Linked DNA regions of Homo sapiens: region 1 is linked to region 2. The links are chromatin loops, found by intact Hi-C in ENCODE. Cell type or tissue: B cell. All regions are shown on one strand. Each heading gives the region's core, and the rest is flanking DNA. Links, peaks and the distances in the headings are about the cores only.

Region 1 (6,140 bases), core at 92-2,591, 130 kb before region 2:
AATAAAAAATAAACGTTTTTTCATATGTCTAGATTTTTACTTCTGGAGTCATTTATTTCATGTAAAAATGTAGTTTAATTCTGTTAATAAGAATTCCAAAGTTATACAAAATAAAATTTTATTAAAACTAATTTCAGTATCTCAACCCATATAAATCTTAACAGAAATTAATCCAACTTTTCTAAAGCTATCCACATCAATACAATACCTTGCATTTTCATTTTTAAATATGGAATATCAATTCACCAGAGGAATAAACAGTCACACAAAATCTTGCAACATGACATTTATTGAACTTTACTTACCTTCCCCAAATTCATTTAAAATGACCGCTACTCTTTTACTATGTTGCTCTGTCAAAATATAGTTCAGAAGTGTTGTCTTCCCAGCACCTATAAAACATATTTTTTGTAAATAAAAAAATTCAAAATAATTTTAAAGATACAAAAAACATATAAAGAATCCTAACGTTTTTGAGAATTTGCGTGCTATTTTTCATATATTATTTTAGCATAGAATATCCTAGAGGATAAGATTAAAGCATCCTTCGAAACCTGTTGCAAAATACTTTATGTAGACATAAAATTTTATAAATATTTACAAACACTCCTACAAGTTGAAACAGCTTCTTCAACCTAGCCTAACCTTCCCTAAAATTTACACACAATCTTTTATTTATAATGACCTTTTATTTCAACATTAACAAGACGCAACTTCAGGCTGACTATATGGCTACTTATAGTATGCTTTAAACAATCTATAAAAGTTTTTATGAAATGGGGAATAGAGCCAGGTAGTGTCAACAATGGACAGAATGTTCAGTAAGATAAATTCATAAAGCTATACCAACTTTATCCAGCAGGTGGCATATAAAACCCAATATGTCAATCTCCAGTAGAAAAAAAATAGTCTTGTGAACCGTACACACTAAAATTCATAGAGGAAAAAAAGAAAATCCTAACTGCATAGTATTGTAGTTCAATTGTATGACTATATCATTTCTTTATCTTTTTTTTTTGTTGGACATTTGGTTTGTTTCCAGTGTTTTACTATTACAGTGCTGCTAAAAACTTTTACATGTAGGCTATACATGTCTTCTGAAATACATTAAGTTTTCTAGTATATAACTAGATCTTCCTATAACTAGGAAGATTTTACGGAGTATTAGGGTATTAATATCTTTTAGGTCATATTCCTTTCAAAGCTTTTTAACAGATGAAGGCTTATATTTAGAGTACTTTAGGAAGCTCAACATCACAAAAATATGAAGTATAGAATGGAAGAGAGAGACTTAGGGCAATGAGGAAAATCTTAAAACCAGTCCAAGCCTGAGACAGAGGCCCTGAACATGAGTGTTTCACAGGGCAGTGATGTGAAAACTGAAAGGAAAGGGTGAATGTAAGAAATCTTCTAAGAGAAGATTTACTAGGGCTTTTTAACCATATTATGAAAAAAAAAAACACTTTAAGACATAGCTCATTCATTCGAAGGTTTCTAATACGTTACAAATTTATGCTGGGCCTTGGTGAAAAAGTGAACAAGATAGTCTCTGCCTTCATAGAGCTTAGAAATATCAAGGGAAGGGGGGAATGGAGGGGAATTCAGTGAATAAGGAGGCAATTATGTCACAGGGTGACATATTCAATAGGAGATGCACAAATTGCTATGGAGAACCTAAGAGGGACATCTAGCCAGAGGAGTCACAGTAAAAAAGTACCTATTCCAAGGGGCTAAAACACTTGGCACCTTTGAAGTAACATTAGTTCATTGTGCGGGGCCAATTTGGCAGGCTGGAAAGGTTGGCAAGATCCAGATCCTACAGGTCCTTGTAATTCATGTTAAGGAATTTGGATTTTAACCCATAGGGATGCCACTGAAAGGTGTGACGCAGTCGGATTGACATTTATAAAGATCATTAAGGCTAACATGCAACGAATAAATTAAAGGGCAGCAAGACTCCAGATTAGTCAGGAGGCTTTTAGAGTATTCCAAATGGTTGGGATCACAGAAGCAGGATTTGGGGGGATGGTAACAGACGAAGTTTCAGACATGTTAAGTTTTAAGTTGTAGGACATCAAAATAGAAATTACACAGGTGTGTAGCTAAAGATGGACAAAGGGGGAAGGAGGAGGGAGCCTTAAAAAGAAGCCAGAGAAGCAGGTGGAAAAATCAGAAGAAAAATGTAGTAGAAGCCAAAAGAACAGCGTTTCAAAAAGGGAAAATGGTCAGGGATAGGAGTGAAACTATCCCTAGATTCAGCAACAAGGTTGCTGGTATTAATTCTCACTCCTGAGCTTCAGATCATTTTCTCCAGTGATCTACTGACCTACCAGTGAGCAATACGGGAAAGGCCCGAGCGGCACGTTTGAAATACATTGTTTTGGACAAGAAATTTGTTCATCTTCTCAGCAGAGCAGCCTCTGAATAACTGTGGGGAAACGCCAAAAATAAATTCCTTTATAAAATTACTTCCGAGCAAAAAACGGGAATAAACTTACAGTCTACAAAGTTTTTAAAAAAAACAAAAGCAGTTATTTCTTATTTTTACATAAAAGGTCACGAAGTGGCCCAAGTCTGTACCTGTCTCTAGCAACAACTAGGAATATTATTTCCCGGAAACAGTATTTTATTTATATTTCTTAACTTTTTCCAAACTTCTAATACAGCCATATATTTGTTCTAGCCCTTCTATTTAACTGTAAGGTTTAAAAATATATTTCTCAAACTTTTCCAGTAAGAAACTTCTAGTGTAAGTGCATAAACCGCCCTTCACGAAACTACCAAGTTCACAAACTTGTGGTTTCGAGTATCCCTGTACACTCTAAACGTTCTTAGTTTGAGAAATAGTCTTGGAGGACAGAGATTTTATTCTTACTTCCTACGCAGTGGTTTACAAACAGACCTCAAAAAAAAAGTGTTTAAGATAGGAGCGCTCCCTGCCAGCTGGCTGGAGGACTCTGGCTCGTGGGGAAGGGGAATCTACTGACGAAAGCCCCACGTGTCGGGCATTTTACAGACGGGACATCCTTTAATGGCAACAGGTAGGTGGTTCCGGCCCTGTTTCACAGGTGACAGGTATTTCTCCATTTTCAGGTGAGGTAGATGAGCGTCAGGAAGGTAAGATAACTTGGTAAGAGGTCACAGAGACAATTAGGGGGGCGTGTCTTAGCGTCAAAGCCTTGCTTCAAAGGCTAACTTTCCATCTCACTTGAGAAATGGGAATCTAACGCAGAGGGGGCCGGGCATCATTAACTCCCAAGATGAGAGGCAACCCATACGAGAAGCAAGTGACCCAGCCCCGACCTCGAAGACATTTGCTCTTGATCATGAGGCCCCAATGCCTCAGGAGAAGAGGCACCGGCAGCCCGCAAAATCCCATGACACCAGAGGTCACGCCATTTTGTGACTGGGATGGTTAGTTACCTAAATACCCGGTGATAATTGTGACTGGGATCTTGGCGCCGAGGCCAGACTTTTCCTCCTCCTCGCTTTGCGTCGTCTCAATGGGAACCAATTCAGGACAATCCTCCTCCGCAGGATCCTCCTCCTCATCCGCAGATCCAACAGCCGGTAACATTCCGGCCTACAGCACGTCCCTACCTCAGCTGAACCGCTGGGACCAACACGCCGTACCGCAGCCGCGCACGCCCAGCACGCCACTCCCGGCCTGCCCGGGGCCTGACGTCATCACATCGCGACGCTCGCTGATCCCGCCCGGATTACCTGGGCTCTGGACGAGAAGCGCCTCGCCCCTTAGCCACACCCCCCGGGGAGGTGGGCTCTCCCCGACGACAGCTGGACACGCCCCTGGGCGTGTTCTGTGAACCTGAGCGACGCTGCGGAGAGTCCCTAGGGCGCACTAACCACCTGTCTGAAGGTGTCACTGGCGCCTAGAGCCTTAATAAGCTACTGGCTGTAGGTAGAGCTGAGGCCAGTCTGCTGGAAATCTGGAGTGGGTAGCCTGACCTAACCAGTTCCCACAGGGCATAGATTTTATCACCTTGATTTTTTAGTCTCGTTAAAAAAAAAAGTTTTAATTCATAGGGGAAAGAATGGAAGGTTATAACATTATAATTTTAATTGTAATTTTTATACCTGAAGGATAACCAGTGACACTTTTTTCTTTTTTTATTATTACATATTATATATGTAATTCCAAATTTTTAGTATTCATGCATCACTTTTATTTACTTTTTTCTCATTATTTATTTGGACCTCAGGTAACCTAAGTTCATTAATCATATTTGCTGGTGCATGACACTCTCATCACTAATCCATAGATAGCCCTTCTTTCTAATATAAATTTATAGTGAACTCCTTTGACGTCATTCCTAACGTAAAAGCATTACCAGTAAGTTACACGTACCTATGTGCACCGCCCCTGCTTCCAATCCACAGCCTGCCCCATAAGATAGTAACAACAGTCATGAATTGGTTCTGGATTGCTGATCATTCCCTGTTTTCTTTTTAATTTTATCACATATCCCACGTACGTACTTAGAGAATATGTTGTTTAATTTTGGGTGTTTTTGAGCTTCATAAAATTATCCATATAATATATAAACTCCTGAGGCTTGCTATACTTTTCAGCATCACTGCTGTCTTGTATTCTATTGTGTGGCTACACGGCAATTTATTCATTTCCTCTCAATTGTTCCAGGTTTTGCTCTTATGAACAGGGCTGCTATGAACATTTTTCCTGATATATGTGTGTGCAACTTCCTCTTGAGTGTCTGTGTAAGAGTTGAATTGCTGGGTCCTAGATTATTCAAATGTTTTACTTCACAAGAAAATGCACAATTATTTTTCAAAATGTTTGTACAAATTGATACATTTTCCCAGCAAATTATAAGAGATCTCATTGGTCTGTAGGTCAATATTATCAGGCATGCATTTTTCACCAATCAATTGTGTACAAAAGAAGACTTCATTGTGATCTTCATTTGCATTTCCTTGATTACTAACAAGGTTGAGAATCTTTTCATGTGTTTTGGCAATATTTAATTCTTAGAATGACCCTGTAGAGTGTTATCCCTCTTTCAAACATGAGGCACCAAGAGTTAAGTTACTTGTCCAGGTTAGGTCATAAAAATCTATCTGATGCACAAGTAGAATGTTTTACTACTATCCTGATGCCAAATAAAAGGTTGACTTTTCCTTCCTTCTCTGAAATTCCCCATAAAATATACTGTGTGTATTCCATTAGTTCTACTGATAAGGACATATAACTTGAAAGTATTTATCACGCCTTTTGCAGAACACAGTTAAGACAGAGGGTTTATATTTGTGCAAATGAGTATATTATATTCACACATACACTCGGTCTGAGAAATCAGGTCTTGAATGCTTTGCCAGCTTTGACAATGTAACCATGAACCAGCTGAGGAAGAAATAAGGCAAATACCTTAGGCGTGGTGGTTCAGTTCACTTTATTCTACCAAAGGAGAGAAGCTGTGATGGGTAGCCCAAAATAGATAGCTTACACCCTAAACACAATGGTTCATAAGCTTTTTCGTTTCAGGAATGCTATGAAGTATTGATTTTTTTGGCAACCTAAGGGAAGGAGTAACATTGCACCCACAGGCATCACACTATTTGCTTGATGTCCCTTCAGCACTGCATTACTGCCTGAATAGCAGCTATTACAGCCCTCACCACCTTCTTTGACATATTTTTTAAAGTACATTCTTGTGGGTTCCCAATATGGCACTGGCTGAATGTTATACTAAAATCCCTCTTTCTGTTTTTTGAGACAGGGTCTCACTCTGTCGCCCAGCATGGATTGCATTGGCACGATCACAGCTCACTGCAGTCCTAAACTCCTGGGCTCAGGTGATCCTCCCATCTCAGCCTCCCAAGTAGCTGGGACTCCAGTCATATGCCATTACATCTGGCTAATTTTTCTTTTTCCTTTTGGTAGAGACAGGGTCTCACTATGTTGTCCAGTCTGGTCTAAAGTCTCATCTCTAACAATGAGCAGCCTGTAACCTATGAGGCCAGCTCAGTCAAGTTGACCAAATAGCATTGTTGTAACAGTATGTAGCCTCAGTGACAGCAAAATAAGTTTTACACATTGGCCAAAAATTAAATGCACCACAAATATCTATCAACTGATAGACAACTAAAATGTGACAAATGGA
Region 2 (2,500 bases), core at 1-2,500:
CAAAAGTTAAGCTCTATACACCTATGCTCACAGCAGCATTATTCACAGCAGCCAAAAAGTAGAAGCAGCCCAAGTATCCATCCATAATGAATGGATAAACAAAATGTGGTCGCCAGGGGCTGGGGGAGGGAGGAGTAGGAAGTTATTGTTTAATGGGTAGAGTTTCGGCATCCCAAGATGAACAGCATTATGGAGATGGATGCTGGTGATGGTTATACTGCAGTGTGAATGTGTTTAACACTACTGAGCTGTCCAACCTGCCCATTTTATAGATGAGAAAAATAAAATTGAGAAGAAAAAATTTGTTCAAGTTTGCACAGAACTTCTTGTAAACTAATATAGTTTTCAGCTTCCATGTGTCTTCATAATACAGGAATCTCACCATGCTGGAAATGATTCGAGGTTTTTAAATAATACTAATTTTTCAGACAAGGTGGTCCCCCTAAAGCAAAGCCCACTACTTACTTGGAGCTTCACAGTAGAATCAGCCATCATTTCCAGCGCTAAATATGACAGGCTTACTGAGGGATAGAATACCTGGATGCTCTGCTCTATGGGAGATTTAAGGAATTTTTCATCAGTAATTTTGACTGAATTCCATTTTCACCCTACATGCTGACCAATTAAATTGTTCCTCTTAATGTTAGTCAGATAGAAGCCACGGTAGGTATTTCAGCAGAAGAAATTTAACACAGGGAATTGATTAAACCGGTTTTGGAGGTCTGAGAGAACCAAAAGGGAAAAATGGAGGCTATCCTAAAATCGTCATTATGGGAAACAGCACACCAGCCTGGGGCTGGGGTATACGGCAGTGGTTCTCCACTTCAGCTTCATCAGAATCTCCCAGAGGGTTTGTTCAAATATAGGTTGCTGGGCCCTGTCTGCTGGAATTTCTGATTCAGTAGGTCTGGAGGGTGAACCTCATACTTTTTAATTAGCATTTCCTAAGTGATGCTGATGCTGCTGGTCCCAGGACCACAATTTGAGGACTGCAGGTCTAGGGGAAGATCTTGGAGTTGTCAGAACGTAGAAGCTCAGAAGAGGAGCCTGAGAGCAAGGACTGAAATCCCTGAGAAGGTACTGCCCAGCTGGTGGTGTTGTCTCAAGATCTCAGAGGGAAAAACCTCATGAAGCCTGGACTCACGCCTCACAGGAGGAGAAATTGCCCGGCTGGTGCTGGTACCTTCAAGGAGGTAAGATAAGGGTGATTCTGGAAGTACCAAAAGAACCTGAAGGCTAGAACCAGCTGTCACTACGAAGGTGAGAGGAATAGCAAGAGGAAGGAGCCAGGCCCTTTGACCTCCTTGAACCATCCGGTAACCCTGTAGTGCTCCCTATTGACAGAACCTAAAGGGAGCAGCAGACACAGCGGAAATATGATTTGCTGACCTAGCATCAAAGAACAAGGCATAAAAGGGTGAATTTGGAGCCCAGAAACAATAGGTGAAGACCAGCGTACACACAAAGCACACGCTTTCCTGCAGCATACTAGCAGAGAACTCAAGTCACTGTGTTGTGTGTGGTTTTTTTTGTTTTTTTTTTTTTTTTTTTTTTTTTTTTTTTTTTTTTTGAGATGGAGTTTTGCTCTTATTGCCAGGCTGGAGTGCAATGGCATGATCTCGGCTCACTACAACCTCCGCCTCCCAAGTTCAAGCGATTCTTCTGCCTCAGCCTCCCGAGTAGCTGGGATTACAGACATGCGCCACCACGCCTGGCCAATTGTGTATTTTTAGTAGAGACAGGGTTTCTCCATGTTGGTCAGGCTGATCTCGAACTCCTGACCTCAGGTGATCCACCCACCTTGGCCTCCCAAAGTGCTGGGATTACAGGTGTGAGCCACCGCACCCGGCCCACTGTCTGTGTTTAAGAGCCAACTTGATCATATGATCCAGCAGTCTCACTACTAGATATATGTCCAGAGGAAAGGATATCAGTATATCAAAGAGACATCTGCACTCCCATGTTTATTGCAGCACTATTCACAGTAACCAAGACGTGGACTCAACCTAAGTATCCATCAGCAGAAGAATGGATAAAGAAAATGTGGTATGTATACACGATAGAATACTATTCAGCCATAAAAAAATGAAGTCCTGTCATTTGCATCAACATGGATGAGTCTAGAGGATAAGTGAAATAAGCCAAGCACAGTAAGACTAATACTGCATGATCTCACTTATATGTGGAAGATAAATAAGTTGATCTCATAGAAGTAGAGGGTAGAAGTGGTAACTAGATGCTGGGAAGGATGGATGGAGAAGGGAATAGAGAGGTTGGTTAACGGTTACAAAATTATAGCTAGATAGGAGGAATAAGTTCTAGTATTTGATAGTACTGTAAGGTGACTAGAATTAATAATAATTTATTCTGTGTTTCCAAATAGCTAGAAGAAAGGATTTTGAATGTTCCCAACACAAAGAAATGATAATTGAGGCAATGGGTACACTAATTACCCTGATTTGATCATTACACATTGTACACAGGTATTGAGATATTACAC

The links. A loop is a pair of places that touch in the nucleus more often than their neighbours do. Peaks named below come from ENCODE experiments on the same cell type or tissue, not always from the same donor. Only the 100,000 strongest peaks of a DNase experiment are listed, where the experiment ranks them.
Region 1: a loop joins it to region 2, with 9 times the contacts of the local background. A loop is called at or near these places in 2 of 110 quality-filtered maps.

What each region holds. Positions count from the first base shown.
Region 1 is chr9:175,393-181,532 of GRCh38, forward strand. ZNG1A (Zn regulated GTPase metalloprotein activator 1A) reads right to left here and starts at 3,664. Exons shown (of 15, transcript NM_018491.5): 1 at 3,424-3,664; 2 at 306-392. The coding sequence starts at 3,577. In B cell, for the core only: CTCF peaks have their summits at 640 and 1,089; no DNase peak of the experiment used is centred there.
Region 2 is chr9:305,807-308,306 of GRCh38, forward strand. The region is part of intron 5 of DOCK8 (dedicator of cytokinesis 8); the gene reads left to right. Among named protein-coding and RNA genes, the nearest start is that of DOCK8-AS1, 91 kb to the left of the region's middle. In B cell, for the core only: a CTCF peak has its summit at 1,324; a DNase peak (open chromatin) is centred at 1,325; H3K27ac peaks cover 856 bases.